Linked DNA regions of Homo sapiens: region 2 is linked to region 1. A link is an interaction called in ENCODE POLR2A ChIA-PET data of the cell type or tissue named here. Cell type or tissue: PC-3. All regions are shown on one strand. Links, peaks and the distances in the headings refer to the core of each region. The heading gives the core; the rest is flanking DNA. Region 1 overlaps GALNT13 (polypeptide N-acetylgalactosaminyltransferase 13). Region 2 overlaps GALNT13 (polypeptide N-acetylgalactosaminyltransferase 13).

What was found. Peaks named below come from ENCODE experiments on the same cell type or tissue, not always from the same donor. Only the 100,000 strongest peaks of a DNase experiment are listed, where the experiment ranks them.
Region 2: POLR2A ChIA-PET joins it to region 1 with 17 read pairs; 2 of 35 experiments call an interaction of 5 or more read pairs at or near these places.

What each region holds. Positions count from the first base shown.
Region 1 is chr2:154,136,821-154,152,859 of GRCh38, reverse strand. GALNT13 (polypeptide N-acetylgalactosaminyltransferase 13) reads right to left here. Exons shown (of 13, transcript NM_052917.4): 4 at 12,355-12,523. Among named protein-coding and RNA genes, the nearest start is that of GALNT13, 270 kb to the right of the region's middle. In PC-3, for the core only: no CTCF peak of the experiment used is centred there; no DNase peak of the experiment used is centred there; H3K27ac peaks cover 1,464 bases.
Region 2 is chr2:154,271,373-154,287,411 of GRCh38, reverse strand. The region is part of intron 8 of GALNT13 (polypeptide N-acetylgalactosaminyltransferase 13); the gene reads right to left. It also overlaps the pseudogene PHB1P4. Among named protein-coding and RNA genes, the nearest start is that of GALNT13-AS1, 180 kb to the left of the region's middle. In PC-3, for the core only: no CTCF peak of the experiment used is centred there; no DNase peak of the experiment used is centred there.

The sequences.
Region 1 (16,039 bases), core at 4,335-12,334:
GAAGTTGAAAACTTTGAAAAAAATTTAGACAAATGTAGAACTAGAATAACCAATACAGAGAAGTGCTTAAATGAGCTGATGGAGCTGAAAGCCAAGGCTCCAGAACTACATGAAGAATGCAGAAGTGTCAGGAGCCGATGCGATCAACTGGAAGAAAGAGTATCAGTGATGGAAGATGAAATGAATGAAATGAAGCGAGAGGGGAAGTTTAGAGAAAAAAGAATAAAAAGAAATGAACAAAGCCTCCAAGAAATATGGGACTATGTGAAAAGACCAAACCTACGTTTGATTGGTGTACCTGAAAGTGACGGGGTGAATGGAACCAAGTTGGAAAACACTCTGCAGGATATTATCCAGGAGAACTTCCCCAATCTAGCAAGGCAGGCCAACATTTGGATTCAGGAAATACAGAGAACGCCACAAAGATACTCCTCAAGAAGAGCTACTCCAAGACACATAATTGTCAGATTCACCAAAGCTGAAATGAAGGAAAAAATGTTAAGGGCAGCCAGAGAGAAAGGTCGGGTTACCCACAAAGGGAAGCCCATCAGACTAACAGCGGATCTCTCGGCAGAAACTCTACAAGCCAGAAGAGAGTGGGGGCCAATATTCAACATTCTTAAAGAAAAGAATTTTCAACCCAGAATTTCATATCCAGCCAAACTAAGCTTCAGAAGTGAAGGACAAATAAAATACTTTACAGACAAGCAAATGCTGAGAGATTTTGTCACCACCAGGCCTGCCCTAAAAGAGCTCCTGAAGGAGGCACTGAACATGGAAAGGAACAACCGGTACCAGCCACTGCAAAAACATGCCAAATTGTAAAGACCATTGAGGCTAGGAAGAAACTGCATCAACTAACGAGCAAAATAACCAGCTAACATCAAAATGACAGGATCAAATTCACACATAACAATATTAGCCTTAAATGTAAATGGGCTAAATGCTCCAATTAAAAGACACAGACTGGCAAATTGGATAAAGAGTCAAGACCCATCAGTGTGCTGTATTCAGGAAACCCATCTCACATGCAGACACACACATAGGCTCAAAATAAAAGGATGGAGGAAGATCTACCAAGCAAATGGAAAACAAAAAAAGGCAGGGATTGCAATCCTAGTCCCTGATAAAACAGACTTTAAACCAACAAAGATCAAAAGAGACAAAGAAGGACATTACATAATGGTAAAGGGTTCAATTCAACAAGAAGAGCTAACTATCCTAAATATATATGCACCCAATACAGGAGCACCCAGTTTCATAAAGCAAGTCCTGAGTGACTTACGAAGAGACTTAGACTCCCACACAATAATAGTGGGAGACTTTAACACCCCACTGTCAACATTAGACAGATCAACGAGACAGAAAGTTAACAAGGATACCCAGGAATTGAACTCAGCTCTGCACCAAGCGGACCTAATAGACATCTACAGAACTCTCCACGCCAAATCAACAGAATATACATTTTTTTCAGCACTGCACCACACCTATTCCAAAATTGACCACATACTTGGAAGTAAAGCTCTCCTCAGCAAATGTAAAAGAACAGAAATTATAACAAACTGTCTCTCAGACCACAGTGCAATCTAATTAGAACTGAGGATTAAAAAACGCACTCAAAACTGCTCAACTACATGGAAACTGAACAACCTGCTCCTGAATGACTACTGGATACATAAAGAAATGAAGGCAGAAATAAAGATGTTCTTTGAAACCAACAAGAACAAAGACACAACATACCAGAATCTCTGGGACGCATTCGAAGCACTGTGTAGAGGGAAATTTATAGCACTAAATGCCCATAAGAGAAAGCAGGAAAGATCCAAAATTGACCCCCTAACATCACAATTAAAAGAACTAGAAAAGCAAGGGCAAACACATTCAAAAGCTAACAGAAGGCAAGTAATAACTAAAATCAGAGCGGAACTGAAGGAAATAGAGACACAAAAAACCCTTCAAAAAATTAATGAATCCAGGAGCTGGTTTTTTGAAAGGATCACCAAAATTGATAGACCGCTAGCAAGACTAATAAAGAAGAAAAGAGAGAAGAATCAAATAGACGCAATAAAAAATGATAAAGCGGATATCACCACCGATCCCACAGAAAAACAAACTACCATCTGAGAATACTACAAACACCTCTATGCAAATAAACTAGAAAATCTAGAAGAAATGGATAAATTCCTCGACACAAACACTCTCCCAAGACTAAACCGGGAAGAAGTTGAATCTCTGAATAGACCAATAACAGGCTCTGAAATTGTGGCAATAATCAATAGCTTACCAACCAAAAAGAGTCCAGGACCAGATGGATTCACAGCCGAATTCTACCAGAGGTACAAGGAGGAACTGGTACCATTCCTTCTGAAACTATTCCAATCAACAGACAAAGAGGGAATCCTCCCTAACTCATTTTATGAGGCCAGCATCATCCTGATAACCAAAGCCGGGCAGAGACACAACCAAAAAAGAGAATTTTAGACCAATATCCTTGATGAACATTGAAGCAAAAATCCTCAATAAAATACTGGCAAACCGAATCCAGCAGCACATCAAAAAGCTTATCCACCATGATCAAGTGGGCTTCATCCCTGGGATGCAAGGCTGGTTCAATATACACAAATCAATAAATGTAATCCAGTATATAAACAGAACCAAAGACAAAAACCACATGATTATCTCAATAGATGCCGAAAAGGCCTTTGACAAAATTCAACAACTCTTCATGCTATTAACTCTCAATAAATTAGGTATTGATGGGACGTATCTCAAAATAATAAGAGCTATCTATGACAAACCCACAGCGAATATCATACTGAATGGGCAAAAACTGGAAGCATTCCCTTTGAAAACGGGCACAAGACAGGGATGCCCTCTCTCACCACTCCTATTCAACATAGTGTTGGACGTTCTGGCCAGGGAAATCAGGCAGGAGAAGGAAATAAAGGGTATTCAATTAGGAAAAGAGGAAGTCAAATTGTCCCTGTTTGCAGATGACATGACTGTATATCCAGAAAACTCTATTGTTTCAGCCCAAAATCTCCTTAAGCTGATAAGCAACTTCAGCAAAGTCTCAGGATACAAAATCAATGTACAAAAATCATGAGCATTCTTATACACCAATAACAGACAAACAGAGAGCCAAATCATGAGTGAACTCCCATTCACAATTGCTTCAAACAGAATAAAATACCTAGGAATCCAACTTACAAGGGACGTGAAGGACCTCTTCAAGGAGAACCATAAACCACTGCTCAAGGAAATAAAAGAGGATACAAAGAAATGGAAGAACATTCCATGCTCATGGGTAGGAAGAATCAATACCATGAAAATGGCCATACTGCCCAAGGTAATTTATAGATTCAATGCCATCCCCATCAAGCTACCAATGACTTTCTTCACAGAATTGGAAAAAACTACTTAAAGTTCATATGGAAGCAAAAAAGAGCCCGCACCACCAAGTCAATCCTAAGCCAAAAGAACAAAGCTGGAGGCATCACGCTACCTGACTTCAAACTATACTACAAGGCTACTGTAACGAAAACAGCATGGTACTGGTATCAAAACAGAGATATAGATCAATGGAATAGAACAGAGCCCTCAGAAATAACGCCGCATATCTACAACTATCTGATCTTTGATAAACCTGAGAAAAATAAGCAATGGGGAAAGGATTCCCTATTTAATAAATGGTGCTGGGAAAACTGGCTAGCCATATGTAGAAAGCTGAAACTGGATCCCTTCCTTACACCTTATACAAAAATTAATGCAAGATGGATTAAAGACTTAAACTTTAGACCTAAAACCATAAAAACCCTAGAAGAAAACCTAGGCATTACCATTCAGCACATAGGCATGGGCAGGGACTTCATGTCTAAAACACCAAAAGCAATGGCAACAAAAGCCAAAACTGACAAATGGTATCTAATTAAACTCAAGAGCTTCTGCACAGCAAAAGAAACTACCATCAGAGTGAACAGGCAACCTACAAAATGGGAGAAAATTTTCACAACCTACTCATCTGACAAAGGGCTAATATCCACAATCTACAATGAACTCAAACAAATTTACAAGAAAAAAACAAAACAACCCCATCAAAAACTGGGCGAAGGACATGAACAGACACTTCTCAAAAGAAGACATTTATGCAGCCAAAAGACACATGAAAAAATGCTCACCATCACTGGCTATCAGAGAAATGCAAATCAAAACCACAATGAGATACCATCTCACACCAGTTAGAATGGCAATCATTAAAAAGTCAGGAAACAACAGGTGCTGGAGAGGATGTGGAGAAATAGGAACATTTTTACACTGTTGGTGGGACTGTAAACTAGTTCAACCATTGTGGAAGTCAGTGTGGTGATTCCTCAGGGATCTAGAACTAGAAATACCATTTGACTCAGCCATCCCATTACTGGTTATATACCCAAAGGACTATAAATCATGCTGCTATAAAGACACGTGCACATGTATGTTTATTGCGGCACTATTCACAATAGCAAAGACTTGGAACCAACCCAAATGTCCAACAATGATAGACTGGATTAAGAAAATGTGGCACATATACACCATGGAATACTATGCAGCCATAAAAAATGATGAGTTCATGTCCTTTGTAGGGACATGGATGAAATTGGAAATCATCATTCTCAGTAAACTATCACAAGAACAAAAAACCAAACACTGCATATTCTCACTCATAGGTGGGAACTGAACAATGAGAACACATGGACACAGAAAGGGGAACATCACACTCTGGGGACTGTTGTGGGGAGGGGGGAAGGTGGAGGGTGGAGGGATAGCATTAGGAGATATACCTAACGTTAAATGACGAATTAATGGGTGCAGCACACCAGCATGGCACATGTATACATATGTAACTAACCTGCACATTGTGTACATGTACCCTAAAACTTAAAGTATAATAATAATAAAAATAAAAAATAAAAGCAAAATCCCAGCAAAAAAAAAAAGAAAGAAATATAAGAACACATTAACAACCATGATAGTGGATAATATTTTAAAAACCCTTTCAGGCCTACATAACTCAAGTAGGAAAAACATAAGTAAAAATATGATTACCAGGTAGATTTAGAAAGTGAAAATTAGATTTTCTGCTTTCTCAATTAGAATTTGCAAAAACAAACAAACAAATAGGTATTTGGTAAACTTGAATATATGAATTATTAAGTGTATAAATAAAATAGTAGCCAGGCTCCATACCTGTTTACCTATGATGCACATTCCTAGCAAAGAGTTTCATTGGCCCTCCTCTAACCAGAACTGGCTTGCTTGTCTACACTCTCCTTTCTGCTGTCTCCTTTCTGTGTCAGCCTGATTCTACACAAATTCATCTTACAAAGCTTGGTTCCAAATACACCTTCCTGTAAAACTGTCCTTCATCATGCCTTGATACAATGGCACTTCTAAATTCACACTGCCACATACTAGGAGATATATATATATATATATATAAAATTCCATTCAAATATATATATATATTCCATTCAAATATATATATTCCATTCAAATACATATATATGTATATAGTCATTCCATTCTCTAATGTAAAACCGTATATTTTAGTTTTCATTGGTACACAATTAGGTCCCGATAAATGCTGAAAATACCAACTTTAGAAAGTCAGAACATAGAATGGTGGTTGGTAGGGGCTGGAGAAATGTGGAGTTCCTGTTTAACGGCTATAGAGTTTCAGTTTTACAAAATGAAAATAATGCTAAAGATTCATTGCACAACAATGTAAATTCACTTACAGGGAAGAGAAAAACCTTTCCTCTACATTCTTAGGTTCTATAACTGGGGCTTGTGAATTAAACTAACAAAAAACAGATTAACCGGAAAAAAGGCATACACATTTTATTTGATTATAATCATTTGATTTTCACATGAACGGAGACCTTCATAGAAAAGAAGTGAAGACCCAAACAAGTAGTGACACTCAGTGGGTTTATATGACGTTTTAAAAAAGGGTGATAAATTGTGGAGAAGTGGCAAGACAAAGGAAAAGGGTTTGGGGCTTCTAAGGTGGGAAACTCTGTAATGCAGGAGGGAAACTAATGGATAATAAAGGTTATTTAGTGAGATTTGTTTATGCTGGCTTATCCTGACAGCATTTCTATTTCTGCTAATAAAGGTTGCTCTTCTCCTCCTGGTATGAGAGTGGGGGATGCTTTTATAAGTCAAATGTATGCCCTACTTTTAGGTAGATGGGGAAGAGTAGAGAGGTTTCCTGTGCCTGCTTTTCCTTAATTGCCTTCAGCTCAAAAGGATCTTTATGCTAAATTCGCATATTTTAGGGTAGCATATTCTGATGTCCTTTATACTTAACATTACTCAGCTATGTGCTTTAAAATAGTTAAAATTGTCAATTTTATGTTATGTATATAATACCACTTTTTTTTAGAAGTTGAAGGTAGTAGTGTCAGAAAATTAAATTACATAATGAAACTATGGAGGGGTAGTTCAAGTGTAAATAAAGGTTATGTGGCATGTTTTCTGCATACAACGTACTTAAATGTGTCTCTGAGAACATGCCTAGACATGTGTTACTCTACTTTCTTATTTGAAAGGAAACTTACAGTGTAACAGTGTTATTATCCCCCAAATGATAATAATACTTATATCCACATTCCTCAAGTGTGTATGTATATATGTGTGTGTATGTGTATGCGTGTGTGTGTGTGTATATATATATATATACACACACACACATACATTGTGCATATGTAAACATACAGGCATTCTAACATACCACTTTTAATTTGGATAGTGAAATTAATTCTACACATGAGCACATTACATAAATCAAATTATTAAAGAAATTATTAGTATCTTCACAGGGAAGATTTTTACCAGCATATAAATGTTGCAATAATTCTCAAATTAAAAAGAAAAGATGTGGAACAGAGATTGGAAATCCAATTAATATTCTCATTTTCTATTTCTCCTTTGTGCAATCAATGCTACATTTATCATATTTTAATTCATGGGAAAGGCAAACCTTATAAATGAGCACGTACTCACGAGATTGAGCACAGAAAAAATATATACTATGTCTTATTCCTACTTTATGTAGTAAATAAATTCTTTGTCCTTTGAGAGCAACTTATTCAAAATTTGTATGCTACAGCTCCTCTTCCACTAATAATGTAAGGCTGCTAGAGTCTTTTCCTCTTTATTGACTTGAAAGTGTGCATATGTAAGAAGCAGTTATTTGGCCTAGGATATAAAAAGCTAAAATAAATTTCCTATTTTCTCAATTTTTTCCTGATGAAAAATATTTAAATGCTAGCTGCATTATAACCTTCAAAAACACTCAATACCAGCCCTTGAAGTGTTATTAAATGACTGAATTCAAGTAAATGCTAAAGGACTTTAGGTTAAAAGCCAAACAAAATGGCATCTATTTATTTACTTTCTGACAACAGAAGCATTTAAACCCTGCTCTTCTGAAATCCAAAATATACAAATTTACAAATCTTAGCCCCATAATTGATGAGAAACATGCTAACAAATCTCTAATGCTGAGCCATTAGTTAATAGTCATTTTTCTCAACATTCTGAATCAGATAGGCTATTAAGATATTTACTTTAAAAATTTTATTTGTGGGGGAATGGGCAAAGGAGAGAGAGGGCTGGTTACAGCTGTCTAAAATTTTATTTATACATATAAATAAAATTTATATATAAATTTATATGTAAATTTTTAGTGTGTGTATATATATATATATATATAGATAGATAGATAGATAGATAGATAGATAGAGAGAGAGAGAGAGAGAGAGAGAACTACATAAATATCCCAGGAATGAAGGGCCTTCAAGAAGGTAAAACATTTCATAAGGCATCTGCCCTTAATTGTACTTAAAATATAAAAGTAACATAATTTCTTTGTAACTAGCATCTTCTATCAAAAAAATTAGGATTACATACAAATGTGTTGCGTGTATTAAAATATTAAATACTTTAAGTAAATTTTTATAAATATTTAAACATTCCTAGGGATAGATATTACAGAACAGAACTTCAATTTGTCCTGATGGTTATTCACAACTGCCTCCAAGAAAAACTATTTTTACCTAGTCTGTTCTCTGTGTAAACATAGCATATATGCTTAGATTTATTCCCCGAATACGTTTTCCAATATTTGTAAATTGATATTAGCGTCAAACATAACATTAAACTTTTTGGACAATTTTCTGAATTTAGCCAAAATAGTTTAAAGGTATAACGCAGTAAAATATGATTAGATATTTGAATGAATTCACATTTTGGATGACTCAGACACTTTCTAAGTATCAACTCAAGTTTTCCACTAAAATAAATTCAGCTTCTTCGTAAATTAATTATTTTAGAATCCTATTCTTTTTACATCTTTACATCAGTCATCACTTGTGCTAGCTTAATGTATCTATATCTTTTTAAGATATAATTATCCAAAAACTGAACTGTAACTGGCATATAATCAAATTATAAAAATATTTTCTAGATCAAATGAGTATTAACATTTCTACATCTTTTAAATAACAGTTTGGATATGTGACTCATGGTAAGTTTTTCAACATTAGTTGTTCCCAGGCAGTTCTACAATTGAGTCATTCAAGATGACTTGCAAATGTCCCTGGTAAACCTCATACACTGTGACTTGTCTAGGAATTTTGGATGGTATTACTGTTTTCTTACTTATAACATATACTGTAGTTTTATATAAAAATAAAATGAAAAGTTTTTTCATTAATATTATTTCAGAGACTATTTGTAAAACATGAAAATTCAAGCAATAATAACCACAGTATATACAGGATTTTATGTACTTTACATGCTAAGCAACTTGAATTATTCATTTAAAATGTTGGATTGCTCCACAGTTTAAGACTTACTCATAAACTTAGTATGCCAAGGGATCCTTTTTTTCTTAGAGTAAGACAACAAACTAGAGCTAAGAGATTCTTTTTTTTTTTTTTTTTTTTTTTTTTGAGACAGAGTCTTACTCTGTCACCCAGGCTGGAGTGCAGTGGCACAATCACGGCTCACTGCAACCTCTGCCTCCTGGGTTCAAGTGATTCTCCTGCCTCAGCCTCCTGAGTAGCTGGGATTACAGGCATGGGCCACCACACCTGGCTAATTTTTGTATTTGTAGTAGAGACGGGGTTTCACCATGTTGGCCAGGTTGGTCTCAAACCCGTGACTTCAGGTGATCTGCCCGCCTCAGCCTCCCACCCAAAGTGCTGGGATTACAGGTGTGAGCCACCGTGCCTGGCAGAGATTCTTAAAAGAAAAAAAAAAAATCACTGGCTATGAATATTTTAAACATTAGCTCAGTGAAGACTTATTTTTTTTTTAATTCATGGTTCTGATTTATTTGTATTCTGACAGTTGAAAGTCGAGATTTTTTAAAAACTTGAAATAGTGTTTACCTAGTTTTCTGGAATATATAAGTATCATAGCCACTCATTTTATCACACTACAGCAGAGGTTCCTGGGGCTGAAAACCAGTACTGGTCCTGGCCTGTTATAGGAACCCAGCCACACAGCAGGAGGTGAGCTGCCTGAGAGCAAGCATTATCACCTGAACTCAGTGTCCTGTCAGATCAGCCACTGCATTAGATTTTCATAAGAGCACAAACCCTATTGTGAACTGCGCATGCGAAGGATCTAGGCTGTGTGCTCCTTATGAGAATCTAATGCCTGATCAACTGAGTTAGAACAGTTTCGTCTTGAAATCACCCCCAACCCCCAATCCACCACCTCCAAATGTGTAAAAAAATTGTCTTCCACAAAACTGGTCCCCAGTGCCAAAAGGTTGGGGACCATTGCACTACAGCATACTACAGCATATAAAACAAAGTAATAAATGCAATGTTTAAACATTATAAACTTAGCATCTAAAATGCTCAAAATTGCTTCGAAGACTGTTTATTGTATATATTTTTTGTATATGCTTATTGTATGTACTTTTAAATGTATCTATATACAAACAAATATATATATATATATACACACACACACACACATATGCACAGGACTACATGTAAAATTATTTTTACATAATAATTTGCAATGCACAAATTTAATATTAAATGTTGAACTATTCCCCAGGGGCCAAAAATGTCCACAATATGTAATTACTTGTGATTTTGTTGAGAGAGACATTTCAAAAGTATACAATGGTTGTCACAAAGCAGTTGCTAAGATACCAAATAAACCTCTGACAATTACAAGCCCTGGAATCTCAACAGGGTTTTCTTTTTTCTTTTCCTTTCTTTTTTTTTTTTTTTTTTTTTTTTGAGACAGAGTTTCGCTCTTGTTGCCCAGGCTGGAGTGCAATGGCAAAATCTCGGCTCACTCCAACTTCTGCCTCTCAGGTTCAAGCAATTCTCCTGCCTCAGCCTCCTGAGTAGCTGGGATTACAGGCATGCAACACCACGCCTGGCTAATTTTGTATTTTTAGTGGAGATGGGGTTTTACCATATTGGTCAGGCTGCTCTCAAACTCCTGACCTAAGGTGATCCGCCTGCCTTGGCCTCCTAAAGTGCTAGGATTACAGGCATGAGCCACCAAGCCCAGCCAAGGTTTTCATATTATATGAAGTAATTCAGAAAGAAAAAAATAAGAGTTAGTAAATATGATGCTAATATCATGACACAGTAGTGTAATGTAGCCCACTAGAGGTGGCAAATTTTATTTGCATTAATTATGTTCTATTGCATGTAGAGAAAAATCACTAAGTGCTTAAAAGAACAATTTCTATTTACATGGAAGTGTGTCCTGCAGTATATTTGTAAACCTGGAGATTTTCTAAAATCTCAAGACACATCTTTTATTAATGCCAAGAGTTTGTTTTACGAGGACCATATATTAGAATTACAATTCTGCCACTAAATACTTTCATTTTATTACATCTGTTTAAAATATGTTCAACTATCTAGAGCATAGCTTACAGTTAATCACATAAAAGTTGAATTTTTCAACATCATTTTTCGTGCAATATTATTTCCAAGTGCATATTTCTTCCATAGCTGATAATTAAGCATTCTAATTATAAACAGCAGTATAAATTGCTGGAAACCATAATAAACCACTTTTATAGGGTGAAAGAGTCATATAGACAATGAGCTATTTTTGTGCTGGAAAAGCAATGCAGGTATACTTTTTATAAGCAAAGTATATGGACCTTTTTATGCAGTAAGGCAAATACAGCCATGCATTACCCAATGACAGATCACATATATGATGAGAGTCTCATAAGATTATAATGAATCAGAAAGATTCCTATTGCCTAGTGATGTTTGATGATCCTGACCCCGAATAGACCTAGGCTAATGTGTATGTTTGTGTCTTCGTTTTTAAAAGAAAAAATTGAAAATCACATTAAAAATGGAAAAAAACTAATAGAATAAGGATATAAAGAAAGAAAATATTTTTTACAGCTGTATAGTATGCTTGTGTTTTAAGGTAAGTATTAATACTAAACAGTTTAAAAGTGAAAAAAATTCAAGACTTTATGAAGTAAAAATATCACAGTAATGTAAGGTTAATTCATTACTGAAGAAAGAAATTTTAAAAAGAAATTTAGTATAACCTAAGTGTATAGTGTTTATAAAGTCTACAAGTAGCGTACAGTAATGCCCTAAGCCTTCACATTCACTACACACTCACTGACTCACCCAGAGCAACTTTCAGTCCTGCAAGCTCCATTCATGTTACATGACCTATACAAGTATACAAATTTTTATCTGTTACACCGTGTTTTTACTATACCTTTTCTATGTTTAGATACAAAAATACTTAACATAATGTTACATTTATCTCTAGTGTTCAGTACAGTAAAATGCTGTACAGAGTTACAGCCTAGAAACAATAGGCTACATTATATAACCTAGAAATGTAGTAGTCTATACCATATAGGTTTGTGTAAGTACACCTATGATGCTTACACAATGACAAAATTGCCTAATGACATATTTTCCAGAACATTTCTGCAGTGTTAAGCAATATACGACTGTAATCTACTAAAGAGCATATTTGCTCTGAATCTGGTACGATAAAGAAAGCACAACAAAATGACAACAACAAAAAACATCTCACATAGAAAAACCTGTTTGGCCTGAGTATTTTGCAGCATCTTTGCAAGTAACGTATTTTTCTTTGCCAGGGAAGAAAATAGTTCGCCTTTTTCAGCATATGCATGCACAATAAATTCCTGCTATGTGATAGGTACTCAGAACCACACATTGCTAGAATTGATATAATCTGAGTTAGCTCAAGTTCTGAGATTCTGAAATATGGTGATTATGAATATAAAAGATTATATAACAAATGCAAACTTACCCTTCTAATCTTACATCTGGCAGACTTCTATTAAGGGCAATCAAATCACTGGCCATAAGGTTAAACTGATTGATTTTAAACAGCTCTTTCATTTTCTCCTGGTCATCTTTAGGAATCAACACAGCTTTTCCCATTTCTCCTGGCCCTTCTTGGTTTCTTGAAATAACAGCTGTAAGACATACAGAGATACAGACATACATACAAACACACAGATAATGAACTGAATAAATAAACTTGTGTGTCTGATTAGATTCTGAAGCATATTATTTACATACAGGTTTTATAATATAATGATCAAGATTTTACTGATTATAAACCACACACTCTGCTAAAGAAAAACATCAATTCTGCGTATTATCTTCCAAGTTTAGATAAATTATATGATGACTAAACATTAAGACAATAATTCTAAATGTACAAAATACCCAATCTTAAAACTTCTGTCATATATTTCATACACTATTAGAGAAAACTGAAGTTGAACACTAGGCAGACAAAATAATGCAAAATAAAAGAACTTTAAAGAATACTAAGATTAATTTATTTTCACATCCAATTAAATGTTTTGATATTTCACATATCTACTGCCATTACATCTTTATAAAGGCAAACAAAACTAAACATTTTGAATTGTGTCAAAAGAAGCTTCATAGTGGTGACACATAACTTCAAATGTCAAGTTGAAATTTGGATACTATGTGCTCTATAATTGAAACTTCACAATAATATTCTGGGCTTGAATATTCGTGAAGAGAACGCAGGATTTGATATATAGGCTAATTTTCTCGCCACTTCTCCCAAGTTATCACTACACTAAAGTCCCTTCTAGATCTAAAGTATACGTTTCAAGGGGTGTGTGTGTGTGTGTGTGTGTGTGTGTGTGTTGCCTACACATACCTGTATGCATGCTAATATATAGTAATAAGACAAAGTGCCAGTTGGCCCAAATGCATCCTGAAGTTACTCTTCAGAGTGATATTAAATTAGGTTAAAGTGAAAGGAATGTGGTTCTGGTCTCGACTCTTCCAATGTCTCGACTCTTCCAATGTTCTGCTATATTATAGTTCCTAACACATTAATCTTACTGAGTTTAATTTCCATATAAATTAAAAGGCACATATTTAGGCACAGCATACCTTGAAATACTGAAAAAAAATAAGGACTATAATGCATATGAAAATAATTTTTAAGTTAGAACATTTCATTAAAAACATAAATTCTAAAATAATGTATGAATATGGTAAAAACTAGGATAGAACACATCCAGCAAATTTTGCTCTGAGCCAACCATCATAGCCACAAAACAGCAAAACTGGTATTATTAGCATGAATACACAGTTGACCATCCAGTTGATGACTTTGTAATGGCATGAGTCAAACCATATAAGAGAATAGGCATCTCTAAGGACCTTTAGATATGGGTAAAAAAAAGTGATTGGCCTTGAAATCCTCTCACATATATAAAAATAGTTAGAACTGGAAACATTGAATATAGAAAAAAATATGTATTCAATTTCAAACTATTTAAAAAGTTGTCATCAAAATAAAGTTTACAAAGATTATCATTCACTTTAAAAAGCAAAAATAGAAACAATGGCAGAAATTTTATGAGAAGGTGTATTTTTCTAAATTTAAGAAATAAAATTCCAATAAAAATAATTTTCTTTAGGTGTTAGTATATGTAATATCCCTAAACTCAGATGACGTTATTGGATTTGGCTTTGGATGAATTTGTGATGTCGGTGAGACAATGACATTAAGGTATCTTTCATTTGTAAGATTAAAAAAATTTTTTAGTCTACATAAAGTATTAAATGAATTTATATGTGGCTTCTTTGTGAGTCTTTCTAATTCTGAAATAAGAACATAAACAGGTGACATGGGCGCTCCTATTAACCATAAATATTCAGTTTAGGTTTTTTTTTTTTTTTTAACATATCTTGGACTGTAACTTTAATTCCATAAAAAAGAGATACTTTTTCCCTGGTATAAAAAATATTCTGATTCTTAACATTTTGAAAATTTGTGATTCTTTTGAATGGTTAAATAATTTGGGGTACATTTTTAAAAATAATTTTTGGAAATTAAGAAAGAAATTCCCTGTTTACAGTTGTTTACAATATCTTTGTAGGGGAACAAAACCTTCTTTATCCTCTTACATTCTGTGGTGATATAAGAATTAAACTGGCATAATACAGATTAATAGGAAAAGAGCATACAAATGTATTTTTATGTGTACACAGGAGTCTTCAGAAGGAAAATGAAGGTCAAAGAACCTTTTAGGCCCAAAAGCTTATATATCACTTTAAACAAAGAATAATAAATTGTCAGTAAGTGATAATACAAAGGAGATTTAGGTAGGGAGCTAGGGGCAGTAAATTGTGGGTTTGTAACTAGGAAATGTATGGGGAAAACTATGAGGAGATTAGGGTTATTTTAGTAAGCTTGTTTGCATAGGTCCATTCCAGTGTTGACTCATAACTTCTGGTGACGAGAACAATTTTTGCTTTCTAATACAGTGGGAAGGGGTGGGGGGATTTGTATCATGGGAAACTTTGTGACCTTCTTTTAGGCAGAAACAGGGAGATCAGAAACAGCTTCCTGCATGTGCTCTTTCTTAAGAAAGAGCCTGCAGCTTAAAATAACCCATATGACAAAGTGGCATATTTGGGGATGCATGTTCTGATCCCTTTCACCGTCTGTAAACTGATAAAAAGACATGCTGCAGAGAAAGTCACCATAATCAACACAATGCTTCCAAGACTAGGAAGCAGATAGGATTAAAATTTCGCTCTGTGGAAAAGACATGGGCTCAACTCTAACACCTTAAGCTATGAAGGTCAATTTAAAGCACACAGAAGTATTTGATATTTGCAATATATTCAAAGGCATGACAGTTTTATTTTCACATTATGTAAGTTATAGTTTTGTCAGTGGTAGCAGGAGTAATTGTGCCATGTTTTGGTATCATAATCAATGAAATTAAAATGGTCATAAACAGTGTCCGTATACCTAGGACTACTTGCAACAACATGTAGTCATTCTCCTAATTATTCTCAGTTTCTTAGTGGAGAATAGGTAACAACTTAAAGAATATCAGGTTAAGCGTCTTCTCCCCAGAGTTAAATACATTCTTCTGTTACAGCTTCTAATGAATATATATTTGACATTTTTAAAATGTGTGTGTGTGTGTGTGTGTGTGTTTTGCCTGTGTATAAGCAGGCCTATTGGTGTTTTTCACTTTGCTCAAGCAAAAAGAATGCTAAGTAGTTATAGTGGGGAACGAGCCTTTTACTTTTTCTGGCTTTTACCTGGAGGAAGGCATCTTACCAGAAGAAAACACTTTTCTAATTCTTCAAATAGCATAAATAACAAATGGGAAAGAATAAGCAGTTGGGTGTTGTGACTTATCACTGGTCTTAAGCACCTTTAAATATCAGTTTCTATACATTTTTCTCACCTGTTGATTTCCTTTACATAGCACACACACAAAGAGACTCATGTACTCACAAAATATCATGCTTCCCCATAGTCAGAGGAAAAAAAAAACCACTTGTCATCTAAATATGTGTGCTATTTATCTACTCTAATAGGCAAATGTAATGCAGAAGGCAAGCAAATCTACATTGTGGTTTTTTTATTGTTGATTTGAATATGGATGAAATGTTCAAATACCAAAGCTGGC
Region 2 (16,039 bases), core at 3,848-11,847, 140 kb before region 1:
GGAGGAGCATGGACTGCCCCACAGGCAGGTAGGTGACGTTCCCAGAGTATGAGAGCTGGAATGCAATGTCTCGCTGCTTCCAACTTACACAGCTCAATCAGACTGTCCCCGCCATGGCCAGTGAGTTGGGGATCAGCTCTGCTGTCTTGGAGTTGCCGTCGGCAAAGATGATGGCTGCCTTCTTCTGATGCTCAGCCTTTTCCACCACAAATCTGGCCCTCTCTGCTTCCTGCTGAGCCAATTGTTTGGCTTCCACCGCTTCTGTGAACTCCTTCTCAAAGGTCAGATGTGTCAAGGACATGCCATCCAAAGGTGGCTGCTTGCCCAAAGGTGGGTGGATGAGCCCAAAGATGACCTGTAAGGTCATCACTCACCTGCCTGGAGACCAGCTCTCTTTGGGTGATCAGTTCTCCTGCATCAAAGTGAGCCACCACTGACTTGAGGGTCTTGGTAGTGATGGATGGCAGCACAGAGTCATTGTAGTCCTCTCCGATGCTGGTGAAGATGTGCGCAAACTGGCTAGCAACAGGCCAGAAGAGGATACAAAGTATGATGTTGACATTCTGTAAGTCTTTGCTACCAGTGATGACTGGCACATTACATGGTCAAGAACATCAGTTAAAGAAAATTGGTTTCTGTACCCATGGCATGAGAAAGTGAGTCCCTTCCTGTACCACAATGTCCTGTATGCCACAGAATCAGTCAAAGATGGCAGCTCTGTGTCCAGCATGCACACTGTATAAGGCAGAGTTCACCATGCCTCCTACAACAGCTATAAGGCCAGGCCAAACTTGTTAATAGACTCAAACATGCTGGCAGCCATGTTTCCTTCTGCTGGACCCTCTCACACCTGCATCCACTCTGACCATATTTTTATATATTTTTGTTTCTACTTAGGGGTATCTTTTCCTTTAGGTTGAATAACTCCTTTTAGTACTTCTTGTAAGGCATGTCTAACAAAATGAAGAACCCAAAGCACATGATCATCTGAGTAGAAGCAGAAAAATTTGACAAATTCAATATCGCTTTATGTTTAAAACTCTCAAAAAACTAGGTATAGAATAAATGTACCCCAATACAATAAAAGCCATGTATGATAAGGCCACAGCTAATATCAGACTCAACAGTGAAATGCTGAAAGCTTGTCCTGTAAGGTCAGCAACAAGAATGCCCAATCTTGCCACTTATATTCAACATAGCACTTGAAATCCTAGCCAGAGCATTTAGGCAAGAATAAGCTAAAGACATCATATATGAAAAGAAGAAGTGAAATTATCTCTGTTTGCTGATGACACGATCTTATATGCAGAAAACCCTAAAAGCTCCACCAAAAAAACTGTTAGAACTGATAAACAAATTTGTAGGTCACAAAATCAAAATACAAAAATCACTTGTATTTCTACACATTAATAATGAGCTATCTTAAAAAGAAATGGAAAATAACAATCCCATTTACAATAACATAAAAAATACTTAGGAGTAAATTTAGCCAAGGAGGTGAAAGATGTGTTTATTGAAAATTATAAAACATTGACTAAAAAATTGAAGACATAGATAAATAAAAATATATCCCATGGTCAGGTAATATTGGTAGAATGTTCATATTACCTAAAGTAATCTACAGATTCCATGCAAAACCTATCAAAATTGCAATGTTATTTTCACAGAAATATAAAAAATAATCCTTAAGTTCATATGGAAGCAGAAAAGACTCTGAATACCCAAAGAAATTTTGAACAAAAAGAGCAAAGCTTGAGCATCACATTTCCTGATTTCAAAATACACTATAAAGCTATTATAAATCAAAAAAGCATGGGACTGGCATAAAAACAAACACATAGACCAGTAAAACAGAATCAAAAGCCCAGAAATAAACCTAAGTATTTATAAATTGATTTTCAACAGAGGTGGCAAGAACACATAATGAGGGAAAGAGAATGTCTTTAATATGTGACATTGGGAAAACTTGATATCCACATGCAAAAGAATAAAACTGTACTATTTCACACCATATACAAACATCAACTCAAATTGGATAAAATATAGACTTAAATATAAGACTTGAAACTGTAAAGTTACTCAAATAAAACATGGGGAAAAAACTCCATGATATTAGTCTGGGCAATGATATCTTGGCTAGGACTCCAAAAGTATAGGCAACAAAAGCAAAAAGAGACAAATTAAATTGTGTCAAACTAAAAAGCTCTTGCATAACAAAGGAAACAACAGAGTGAGGAGACAACTCATGGACTGGGAGAAAATATATGCAAACCATATGTCTGATAAAGAGCTAGTATCAAAAACAAGGAATTCAAACAACTTAACAGCAAAAATATTAATAACCCAATTTCAAAATAGGCAAGTGATCTGAACAGATAATTCTCAAAAAAAGATATGAATCACTAACATCTATGAAAAAATGTGAAACATCACTAATCATTAAAGACATGGAAATTAAAACCACATGAGATATCACCTCACATCTATTAGAATGGCTATTATAAAAAAGATGAATGATAATAAGTGTTATATTTCACAGTTATTCTCCGAATCCTCACTCTCCACATGAGGATGTGGAGAAAAGGGAACCCTTGTACACTGTTGGTGGAAATGTATATTTGTACAGCTATTTTGGGAGATAGTTTGATGGTTCCTCAATAAGCTAAAACTGGAATTACGATATGATCCAGCAATCCCACTTCTGGGTATATATTCAAAGGAATTGAAATTCATATATGAAGGAGATATCTGCATTCTCATGTGGATTTCAGCATTACTCAGAATAGCCAAGATACAGATGCAACCAAAGCACCTGCCATCAATGGCTGGATGGATAAAGAAAATGTGAGATACATATATATGTGTGTGTGTGTGTGTGTGTGTGTGTGTGTAGCTATATGTATACAGATACATATATACACACATATATATATATGCACAATGGCATGTTACACAGCTGAAAAAAGGAAGGGAATTATGTTATTTGTGATAATATGGATGGAACTGGAGCACATTATGCTAAGTGAAATAAGCCAGGCACAGAAAGATTAATATTTTATAAATTCACTTACATGAGGAATCTAGAAGAGTCAATCTCATAGAAAGAGAAAGTAGATTACAGGGAATCGGGGAGAGATGGGGAAAGAGAAGATGTTGGTCAAAGGACAAAAAACTTCAGTTAGACTGGAAGAATAAGTTTTAGTGATCTATTGCACTGCAGGGTGACCACAGTTAATGATGATGTATTTTGTATTTCAAAATTGCTTAAATAGTATAATTTTAACATCTCATCACACATATAAAAATAAGTTGGGGAGGTGATGGATATGTTAATTGACTTGATTGTCTCTATAATGTATACACAGATCTAACAACACAATGTATCTTACAAATATACACAGTTATTATGTGTTAATTACAAATAAACATAAAAATAAAAGAATATACGTACTTTCCCTTACCTATTATGTCCTCCCTATCAGGCACAGCCCACATTTGTTTTCTTCCTGTAAACAGTTTTTGACTATGATAGGTTTCATTGATCTCAAATTTTCACTGATTTATAGAACTTACTATCTACCTACCTCTATATCACCCCATTGAGTTCTCAATTCTATAGTTTGTCATCTAGATAAATGTTCATGTATATGTATGTGGATGTGAGGCTGTGTGTATGTGCTTGTGTGTATATACACACACACACATATAGATGTGTGTATGTGTGTGTGTATTTTGTATATATTAGCCTTATAGCCCCACTCATGTTATCTCTTTAAGAAAAAGCATCACGTTTCTACATTATGAAACTGAAGTATAATTTTTTTTTTTTTTTTTGAGACGGAGTCTCGCTCTGTCGCCCAGGCTGGAGTGCAGTGGTGCGATCTCGAAGTATAATTTATATATAGTAAAAAAATCAGAAATTAAAGATACCATTCTCTCAGTGTTTGCAAAGTCTAAAAAAAGTTTAGCTCATATCAGTGCTCAATAATAATTGATCATTGATCTATTAATATTGATAAAGAAAAATGAGAAAAATTACACAAGGCACACAAAATGTATCTACCATGTAATGGAATCAGGAAAAACAGCTGTTATTTTCTCAATTTTGGTAAAGGGAAAACTTGAAGATACTGGTGACTTAATTTTCAAAATATTTTGTTCCATATTCCTGTTTGCTTCAAAAATAATAAAAAAAAATCCCTATCAGTATATCAACTCTCCACTTTCCATATATTCAAGTAGCCTGATGACAAATCCCGTAATTCTTAGAATTGAAACAAAGTCTAAAAAGGCCTTCATTGAGATGCTGAAGGCACTATGATCCTTGATAAACTGGCATGCACAAACACAAAAGGCATGAAAGTCATTCAAATGGAACAGACATAAAGGTTACAGTAGGCATTTTTCTCCTCATTCTTGATATGAAACTTGCCACTTTTTCTTCATTGTCATTTTGATTGAGAGAATGCCTTCTTAGTTGTTTGGTTGACTCTTGACCTATTTTTAACTTCACAGTGTAATCTAGATTTATGTTACTTGGGAGTGGTGGCTAGAGTTGAAGTCTGAGGTAATGATAACATCTCAAGATGAAGATTTTTCTACATCAAGTTATTGTAGCCTTTAAGTGGTCACCTGCCAGAAGCCAGAGGGAGATTCAGCACACCTGAGGATTCTTTCCAATACTTGATAATTTAATGTTTTTTTTAAACAAAATATTTTGCATGGAAAATAAAAAAAGCATCACATTTAAAATTGGAAAGCTGCATTCTGTTCTTGAAATAGACACAAACTGATTGTAGAATTTGGAACAAGTCATTTAATCTGGAGAGTCCTTAGAAAACTCACATGCAGAAGAAGAGGGAATGAGGTTGATGATGGCTTTGTGTTTTTGGCCATATATTTATGATTTAGATTAGTCTTTTTACCTAGGGTACACAAACCACTTGTAGAGATCATATTTTTAGATGGGAATGATATAACCCTCCGAAATTTAAATAAAACTTTTCCTACTTAGGCAAGCTTATTTTACTTTAGTTGTATTAAAAGAATATAATAAAAATATGATTCTATGAACAAGAGAAAGAATAAAGGAGCTGAGACTATAAAACTTATTATGAGGCAATAAATGTGTTTTTCCCCCTCAAATATGGGAATTCCTCTCGTTTAGAAAGCTCACAGATGTTTTAAAACGAGAAAAAATGGAAGAGCACTTTTGTTCTCCTTTAGGAGAATTTTTCAGGTCATAGCCTTATTAGGGTAATTTGGAGATGTTAAAGTTGGCATTAAACGTAGACAATGCTGAGTTGAATCCATCCCATGTATTTATCCCACCAATGTCAGTTTGCTTCTAAAATGTCCAATTATCAAGTATTTTCCCTTATCAAGTACTTTCTGTCTTAATTTAGTAATGAAGTTCCTGAAAGCCCCAAATTCAAAATGATCCTTTTCATACTTACTCATTTTCTAAAGGAATTAGCAAATTGACCTTGAAGTAGGTTTTTTTAAAGGATGCCTCTCAATCATACTTTATCTTTTGCTTTTCCAAAGGCCTAGCAACTGACTTTTGAGGGAGCAGCTGGTGGGGGCAGAGTGGGGGTGCGGAAAGGGAGAGGAAAAAGTAGAGTGAAAGAATGCAAAGGTGTGTATAGACTGAATGTAGAGTTGAAGGAGAGGATGTGTTTAAGAACAAAATGTGCATGAACCGGTGTGTGTGAGAGGTATGGTGAAGTGGTATTGATCACAGATGGAGCCTTTAATCTCATCTCCCACTCCTCTCAAAACCAGAAACCCATTCCTAGCAGCTCAAAAACACAGTGAAGCTACCCCCAAAATACTCATGCCAACATTTCCTAATGTACAATCTACTGTCACTTTTTGCCTTTCGACAACTTTCTTTGCCTTGGAGTTTTCTGACCTTTAGGATTGATCACCACACTTTATGGCTTTTGTGTTTTCTGGAATCAGAAAAATTGTTACATGTCATTACTCCACATCTTATTAGGGCTGCTGATATTTCAGAAAATCCCAATTGTCCTTTAGATCAACAATACAACACATGGTTCTGATTGTATTGTGGCAAATCTTCCGTTCTCTGTGTAAATAAAATGTATGAATATAACAGGCAAGAAATAAAAAATGTAAGGCCATCTGTCAGATATTAGAAATCCTACATAATATAAGATGGTTCTGCTTAAGAAATTAATGGTTAGGTTTTCACATTATAAACAAGCATTGCTTTTTTATGAGCACAAATTGTTTCAAACAGTAACTCATGAAGAAAGGAAACAAAAATAATATATGATACAGTAACACTTTTTCATCTTTTAATAATTAATAATGTTAAGGTATAATACATCCTGGAGGCTTTGAAAGTATTTTCAGTATATTTAAGTGATTATTAAGACAAAAGTAGAATTATTGGAATTTTTGTTTTCCTCGTTGTATAATTAAGCCTATCAATTACTCTCAACTGTGAAAAAAATTGTATGTGGATGTAAATTTGAAAACTGAATGGAAAATGTGTGTGATTTCTTAAATGATATGTAGGTCAGATACCTTGCATTTTACATTGGTCTTCTCCCATGTCTGATGTGACTGCCTTTCAGATATCAGTAACATCTGCTGCTTCTAGCCACAGAGTGGCTCATGACAGCTGCGTGACGCTGCCCTAGAATTCATGCCAAACCAGTCCCCTTTGAATATCAGTAGACCACCTGGGTACCCAGCTGCAATATATGGCATCTCTTGCTCTTTCACAGATGCCAGCAATACATAAAAAGAACTTGAGTGGAAAAGAAAACCTGGTAGCTCAGAAAAAGTTTTCCTTCAGTCTCTCCATCTGTAAATGTCCACCTCTCCTAATTGGAGTTACAGAATTTCAGTTTCAATTAAATTTCCTGTGTAATTTGTAAAGTGGTCATGTGTGTCCCAAATGTAGAGAATTGTGATAAATTTGAGGAAATAGGACAACCTGTCTCCTCTTGAGAATTTTTTTCTAAGATCCTGGCTGGCATATATTCAGCAAATATATATTAGCCAATTACTTTGTGTGTTGTCAAGCACAATGCTGGGCTCTGGGGCATAGAAAAAGAATAATAATAATACATAGCTCTCTAGTAGCTTACAGGCCAGTCTAGTTGTGAATGTCAAAACTGGGCATATTAAAGTTAAAGTCTAGTCATCAGTTTGCATTTGACAGTGAAATAAATAAATAAACAGTCTCTCATGCTTACAAGAAGGGGACTTGAGAGTTTCTCACCCCCACCATCGTGATAGACAGGATGCCTTTCTCCTGGCTTTTAATCAGCTAGAGTCATTTTGTTTCTAGTCAAGAACCTAAGACATTATTTTTTAAAGCTGTAAGTTTTGCTTCAAATAAGTACTTTCCCTAGGGGGCATATCTAAAATTCTAATGCTGTCAATGGAAAATATGAGTACCTCTCAAAACTCATCTTACAGGCACTTTTTTTTTTGCTATATAGAGTTTGGCAAGAACCAATGTGAAACACCTAAAAATATCCATGTTAATGTCACCTCAAGTACTTATTCAAGAAACCCACAAACATCCTAAGAAGGAAATTAATACTCTACTTTTGACAGTTTTTTATTAAAAAAATTAATTGGTAATAGTCAATGAAGGTTACATTACACTTTAGAAGAGTAAAGAAATAACCATGAAATAGCAACATTTGGCATATTGCTTTGCTAACTTGTCAGTCACAAACAAGGAGAGGGGAGTGCAAAGTTTATTTCTTTAGATATGATGCTTAAAGTCCAGTAAAGATAATTTCCTTGGTACACTAGTACTTCAAAATGTTATTCTTGTGAAATTTAAAAGTTGCTCCATAGAGAACATCAAATGCTCATTCAAATGCTTGTTGAAGAAGCTGTGATTAATCCAAAATTTTCACCTGTTATCAAGCTCCATATAAATTCTATCTTCTCTGAAAATAATCTCTTGCCTCCACTTTCCTTGAGATCAAAAAGAGCTCACCTGATTTTCTACTCATTTCTACCTCGAAATGTCTCAAATATCCTTAGTTTCTTCTTTCCATTTTAGGAAAGAAAGTCAATCCTCTTCTCTGAAGTTCACCCTTGCCCTTGGTCTCCTGAACTCGTATTAAGGTTCCTGACTTGGAGTCAGGAGATGTGAGTTTGATGTTTAGCCCTGCCAATTTCTAGGCACATGACAATTTATCTGAGGCTCAGAACCTTCAACTATAGAATAAGATGATAATAAGAACTCATCTAGAGTGTTCTGGTAAGGACATAGTAAAATAATGAGTGTGAAACTGCACTGTAAACTAAGTGTCACACAGATATTCTTTATTGCTATACCATTTGTCCAATACCTGTAGGTATTTATCTCATCAATTATCCCTTTCTTTTTCTTTTTAGATATCACCGCATATTTAAAACTAGTTCCTTATTCATTTTTAGATATTTTACCTATCTAAAATATAATAGATGATATTTTATTTTAAATTTATGATAAAATGAAATGATAGAAAATACAAAATAATTACTTTGCTCATATTTAACCTTAAAGTTACTATGATTTTTCCTTCTTATTTGCGGGCAAATGTCTTAAAAAGATTTTTCCCCCACTACATGTTTTCACAATCCAATTATCTTATCATCTTATATTCCACTATCTTGAATCCATCATCTGAAACTGCTCATGAAACTTTTTATGAGCTTACATTATTCCTACTTCCTGACTTCTCTGTAGCATTTGACACTGTTGACAATCACCATAACTTTCTAAGTTTTTGTGACATTTTATTTGTTCTTCACTGACAGTTTTGACTTAGCAATCACTTTTTCTTCTTTCTCCCACCCCTAAAGTAGGTGCTACCTAAGGAAATGCCTTGCTCTTTTGCTGTCCCTATTTTCTTCCTTGGCAAATTAATCAATCCTCATACACCCATTTAATTCCTTATCCTTTGCCTCAACCCTGCAACACATTTCCAACTGCTCCTGGTACATCTTTAACTTTCCATAACTTTATAGAATCAAGAGCTTCCATTTTGTTCCCCAAATATGAAAAGAAATCTTGCAGTTCCTGAGGTCTTCTCTTGTAGGGTCAGAGAAATGATGAAGGAGCAGTAGTCTTCCATCAGGTCTAATTACTATCCAAATAGACCATTACAGGATTAGTGTGGGACACAGTACGCTTAAAGTTTTGTATAGATTTTTATCTTAATTTAGGAATTCCATAAGTTATGATGTTTTTCGCAAATGCAAATAGCTTTTATTGGCCAATTAATAATATGGAATATAAAGTTGGTTGACCAACTAAAATATAGGATTTTAAAAAGTAAATATAGAATTTGGTTGACCACTTAAAATAGAGAAAAAATATTTTGGTCAGGGATCACATATTACTAGGCTATGGAGTAAGCAAGTAAGTGGGAAAATGTTGCCAAAACTTTGATGATAGAGTAGGGCATGCAGAAATATATTATCACATGCAGGTGTATCATGGTGGCAGTACAGAAATGCTAATAATTCCATACCAAAAATGTTTATTTCAATTTTGGCATATTTGCAGTGTAACCACATGGTTAGTTTGACAATTATAAAACATCTTTAGAATTCCTAATGCATCAAATTTGGAATTTTGAAAATGTTGTAAATATTGTTTGGTTGAATATAATTTTTAAGGGTAGTACTGAAAATCAACAACTAGCTTTTCAATTATACTTAATTTCTCAGTAGTAATTACGTATTGGTACTTACCACTCAATTTTTTACAGTTGGATGAAATTCTCCCCTCAACATTATCTCACACACTCAGAGTCAGTCCTAGTATCTAGAATCTGTTATTGCAGAAATTGTTCGGTCTTATTTAAATAAATCTCATAATTGGTTTCCTTTTTTAACTACATTTCTGGTTGACTAGAACAACAGTAAAACGATTGGTAGTCATGTAATGAAGATAGACATCACTAAGTGTGACAATATAATCATAGCTTAAGATGTTGCACATTTATTGCAGTCGTTACCATAGAGATTTAAAGTTGGCTCTTTAATAAAAAATACATAGATTCAATTTTGAATGCATTAATTTTGACGAGCGAGGTTCAGTAGGTTTCCTAACTGAACATATACAAAAACAACAGATTTGGAATTTTGTCCTAGATGTCTTTAAGGGATCAGATATAGGTATATAAAAATAATAGGCTCAATTTGTTGAATTTTTAATAAATACTTTATTAATCCTGCCATTTAAATCTTAGTTTTATAAGATACACATGTAATGCTTTAGTAATACTTCATTCATGTAATCTTCCATAGGGAAAACAAAAGGCAGGAAATCAGATGTTCTACTCTAAACTTAGATATGCCTCAAAGAACAAAGTAGGAGTGTATTAGTCTGTTCCCATGCTGCTAATAAAGACATGCCCAAGACTGGGTAATTTATAAAGGAAAGAGGTTTAATTGACTCACAGTTCAGCATGGCTGGGAAGGCCTTAGGAAATGTACACTCATGGTGGAAGGGGAAGCAAACACATCCTTCTTCACATGGTAGCAGCAAGAAGCACCCAGCAAAAGGGGGAAAAGCCCTTTGTAAAACCATCAGATCTTGTGAGAATCACTCACCATCATGAGAACAGCAGCACTCAACTAACCACCCCCATGATTAAATTGCCTCCCACCAGATCCCTCCAACATGAGGGGATTATGGGAACTACAATTCAAGATGAGATTTGGGTGAGGACACACATAAATCATATCATTCCGCCCCTTCCAAATCTCATGTCATCACATTTCAAAAGCAATCATGCATTCCCAATGAGGAGGCATCTTAACTCATTTTAGCATTAACTCAAAATCTTAACCTATTTCAGCATTAACTCAAAAGTCACAGTCTGACAGGGCCTGGTGGTTCATGCCTTTAATGCCAGCACTTTGGGAGGCAATGGTGGATGGATCACCTGAGGTCAGGAGTTCAAGACAAGCCTGGCCAATATGGTGAAGATGCAGATGTTGCATTTTCCGTTTCTACTCAAAATACAAAAATTAACCAGATGTGGTGGCCCACACCTGTAGTCCCAGCTACTTGGGAGGCTGAGGCATGAGAATTGCTTGAACCCAGGAAAAGGAGGTTGCAGTGAGCTGAGATTGTGCCACTGTACTCCAGCCTGTACAACAGAGTGAGACTCCATCAAAAAAAAAGAGAAAACAAAAGAGAAAAGAGAAAAGAAAAGAAAACAAAGAAAAGAAAAGAAAAGCATCCACAATCCACAGTCCACAGTCTCATCTAAGACAAGGCAAGTCCTTTCTGCCTATGAGCCTGTAAAATCAAAAGCAAGTTAGTTACCTCCTAGATACAATGGGGGTACAGGCACTGGGTAAATATACCCATTCCAAATGGGAGAAATTGGCCCAAACAAAGAAGCTACAGGCCCAATGCAAGCCCAAAATCCAACAGGGCAGTCATTAAACCTTAAGGTTACAGAGTGATCTTCTTCGACTCCATGTCTCACATCCAGGTCACACTGATACAAGAGATGGGCTCCCACGGCCTTGGGTAGCTCCATTCCTGTGGCTTTGCAGGGGATAGTCCCTCTCCTGTCAGCTTTCCTGGGTTGGGGCTGATTGTCTGTGGCTTTTCCAGGTACACAGTGCAAGCTGTTGGTGGAGCTACCATTCTGGGGTCTGGAGGACAGTGGCCCTCTTCTCACAGATCCACTAGACAATGTCCAGGGGGGACTCTGTGTGGGGGCTTGCACCCCACATTTCCATTCCACACTGCCCTAGCAAGAGGGTCTCCATGAGGGCTCCACTCCTGCAGCATACCTCTGCCTGGACATCTAGGCATTTCCACACATCCTCTGAAACCTAGGCAGAGGTCCCCCAACCTCAATTCTTGACTTCTGTGAACCCACAGGCCTAACAGCATGTGGAAGTTGCCAAGGCTTGGGGCTTGCACCCCCTAAAACAATGGCCTGAACTGTATACTGATGCCTTTTACCCATAGCTAGAGCATCTGGGATGCAGAGCACCAAGTCTCAAGGCTGCACACAAGCAAGGGAGGCCCTAGGCTCAACTCACTAAACTATTTTTCCTTCCTAGGCCTCCAGGCCTGTGATGGGAAGGGCTGCTGTGAAGGTCTCTGACATGCCCTGGAAACCTTTTCCCCATTGTCTTGGTGGTTAATATTTGGCTCCTTGTTACTTATGCAAATTTCTGCAACAGGCTTGAATTTCTCCACAGAAAATGGGTTTTTCTTTTCTATTGCATCAACAGGCTGCAAATTTTCCAAACTTTTAGGCTCTGCTTCTTCTTAAATGGTCTGCGGCTTAGAAATTTCTTCTGCCAGATACCCTAAATTATCTCTCTCAAGTTCAAAGTTCCACAGATCTTTAGGGCAGGCAAAAAATGCTGCCACTCTCTTTGCATAGCAAGAGTGACCTTTACTCCAGTTCACAACAGGTTCCCCATCTCTGAGACCACCTCAGCCTGGACTTTGTTGTCCGTATCACTATCAGCATTTTGTTCAAAGCCATTAAACAAGTCTCTAGGAACTTCCAAACTTTCCCACATCTTCCTGTCTTCTGATCCCTCCAAACTCTTCTAACCTCTGCCTGTTACCCAGTTCCAAAGTCACTTCTACATTTTTGGGTATCTTTTTGGTACCCCCAGTACCAATTTACTGTATTAGTCCATTCTCATGCTGCTAATAAAGACATACCCAAGACTGGGTAATTTATAAAGAAAGAGGTTTAGTTGACTCACTGTTCAGCATGGCTTGTAAGGCTTCAGGAAACTTATAATCACGGTGGAAGGGGAAGCAAACATGACCTTCTTCACATGGCAGCAGCAAGGAGAAATGCCAAGCAAGAAGTGCCAAGAGCAGCATGGGGGTAACCACCCCCATGATTAAACTACTTCCCACTGGATCCCTTCCATGACACGTGGGGACTACAGGAACTACAATTCAAGATGAGATTTGGGTGGGGACACAGCCAAACTATATCAAGGATCACAGCAGCAGAGAACTTTGTAAACTGAGAGTACACAGATTTCCAGGCCATGCTTTTCTGCTTCTTTTCACAAGACTACATATACCCTTAAATTTTTTATTTCTAAATTCTTCCATGAATGTCTTAGACCACAGCAATCGTTCCCTCCTTTGAACTTAATGCACTATATATCTGCATCTTCAAATGATACCTAGAACTTCGTACATTATCAGGTGCTATTTGCTATCTTACATACCCACACAGTGAAAGAAATCAAGAACCACACCTTGCGTATATGCCATCCACAGGGTCTATTGCAGGTTTAGGTATGTGAATATTTATACTGATTGATAGGTAAAATGAGGGTTGATTTATAGTTGGCTGATACTTAGAGGTGATCTGAAGTATAATGCAAATGTTACAAAATGCATTCAAGATAAGAAACAAAATAATGAGAAAAAACCTTCTTATATATTTAATCTATACTAGATCCATTATAACAATACTTGTAAAATGATTTTATTATTATTTATTTTATTATGTATTATTCAAATGTAAGCCTTCATCAAAATATAATCTCTTAGAAAACATCTCTTGTACATCTTTTGTAACTGTACTCGGTGTACATGCAACACTGAAAGACTGGGATACAGTTTGAGGAATGCACCATTAGGTGATTTCATTATCATGTGAACATTACAGAATGTTCTTATACAAACCTAGATGGTACAGCTTACAAACTTGAAAAGCATGTGTCTGTAATGAATGCTGTGGGCAACTGTAACACAATGGTAAGTATTTGTGTATCTAAAAATATCTACATATAGAAAAGATATAGTAAAAATACAGTAGTATCCTATGGGACCACCATTGTATATGTGTCGTTGTTGACCAAAACACAATTATGTAGTGTGTGATTGTATGTGGCAAATAGGTACACATTAATTGTATGCTGAACAAATCAGTCAACCAAAACATTATTCTGAGAGGATGACCTCTCTCCTAACCCTCCCAATTCTTCAGGCTATTTGTGATCCTATAGACTTGGAACAGGAGAACTGAGCTCACTTCATAGCTGCATAAGGCCTTTTGCATTTATCATTTTTTTTCTATGCTGAATGTTCCCCCCTGCAAATCCTTGCATAGATAGATGCTTCCTGTCATCTGGTATCAGCCCAAATGTCCCCTGGGAGGGTTTCTCTGACCACTCTAGGTAATGTAGTTCTCTACCCTTCATCCTCCACCTCTGTCATTCACAACATTTTACCTTATTTTATTTTCTTCTAGGCACTTGACTTTATCTGAAATTAACAGAATAATATTTCTGCTTACTCATTTATCGTCTATGGTCTCCCTCTAGCATAAGTTCTAGGAAACCGAGACCAGGGACTGAGTATGCCCAAGAACTGACAAACATTTTAAAATTAACCAGTAAATTTCCTGACTTAAACTTATTTGCACATTTCATTTGAATTTAATGGCAGTTGTAGCTCATTAATCAAACCCAATCTGTATAAATGCTTTTTAAAATTTTAAAGCTATTTTTTTACAAGTTATTTACTTTAACTTTCCCTTTCCACGTAAGAAAAATGAAACCCTAATTTGTAAAATAAATAGCTAAAAGTCAATTCACGGCAGCATATATTTAGATTTAAAAGAAAGTTAAACATTTCTTTATTAGAATATTTCAGGGACATTTCAAATGTAAATCAGCAGGATAATTGACTTAATTTTCAGCATCATTTTGTTTGATTAAGCACACTTAATGGGAGGCTCTAGTGAAATTTGGCCTTAAGGGGATATGAAACTTGTCTGTTCAATAATTCTGAGCACATTAACATTCTTCATATAGCTGTTTTTATTGCCATAAATTCAAACCGCTGAATTTAAGTCCTTTATGTTTGGGATCAGAAAGATTATAAAGACTTTTAAGGGTAACATGCACGTGGAATATCTGTTCATATGAGCAGAGAAGGGTCAGAAAGCCACAGCAATGAAGTATGTTTCTCAAAGTTGACATTTTAGACATTGGTCTCTAATAAGAGTGTTGGTTACTTAATGTACTGAAATTCACTAAAAAGCCAGGTATTCCTGGCTTATTGCTATATACAGGGACATTCTGCTTAGTATGTTTAAAATATCCTTGTATCTGTTAAAGAATAATATTTTCAAAAGTGTTTTTATCATGGTTCAGAAGTTAATTGTTTATTTTTCTTGTGTGTACCTTTATTTCCATCTAATGGTATCATTCAAGAAGACAGAAAAACTTTCTCAATTAGATTGATTTTCCAACAAAACATTTCCAATGTGTATTTCTGGATAAGCCCTATAAAATATCATTCACTTCTTTATTTATTAATGGAAATGAAAATGTATACTTTATACATTACTATTTTTGTATAATTTTCATTCGATTTCTTTTTCTTTTTATGCATTTAATTCCTGTCCATCTTTCAGGGTTCCATAATTTTATAATTTCCTTTACTATCCTAGTTCCAACTCATTCAGGATGTCTTGCGAGTACCATTCAGCATTTATTTTTATAGAGACATCTAATACTGTAAAATTTTTATCCATACATCATTGTTACAATATAGCTTCTACAGTAACTACCACTAGAGACTTACATTTTGGGCCCTCATAAATATTTAGTTTTTATGCTAACATAGACTCACATACACATAAATTAGATAGATATATATATAGATGAATAAAATAAACAGATAGTATTCATGATTGGTTAGATAGTAGACGAGTATTTTTGTTGGTTTACCAATACAGTATATGCTTACAATTCTCCAGAGAAACACTCATATGATGAGATTTTGTGAGGTCATGAAAGAGAAGAAATGAATGTTATTAATGCAAGAGGGCTAGGTTTATGACACATATTCTAATTCCACAGATGTGGTATTCTGTTCCTCAAATGCCTTTCTTATTCCTGACATAGCTAACTTCTGTCAGTTCTTTAACACTCAGTTCAAACCTCACCTATCTTCTCATAACTCTAGGATTTGTTTTACCATCTTCTAAATCCTCATGAAATTGCCTAACAAAGCTCATATTTA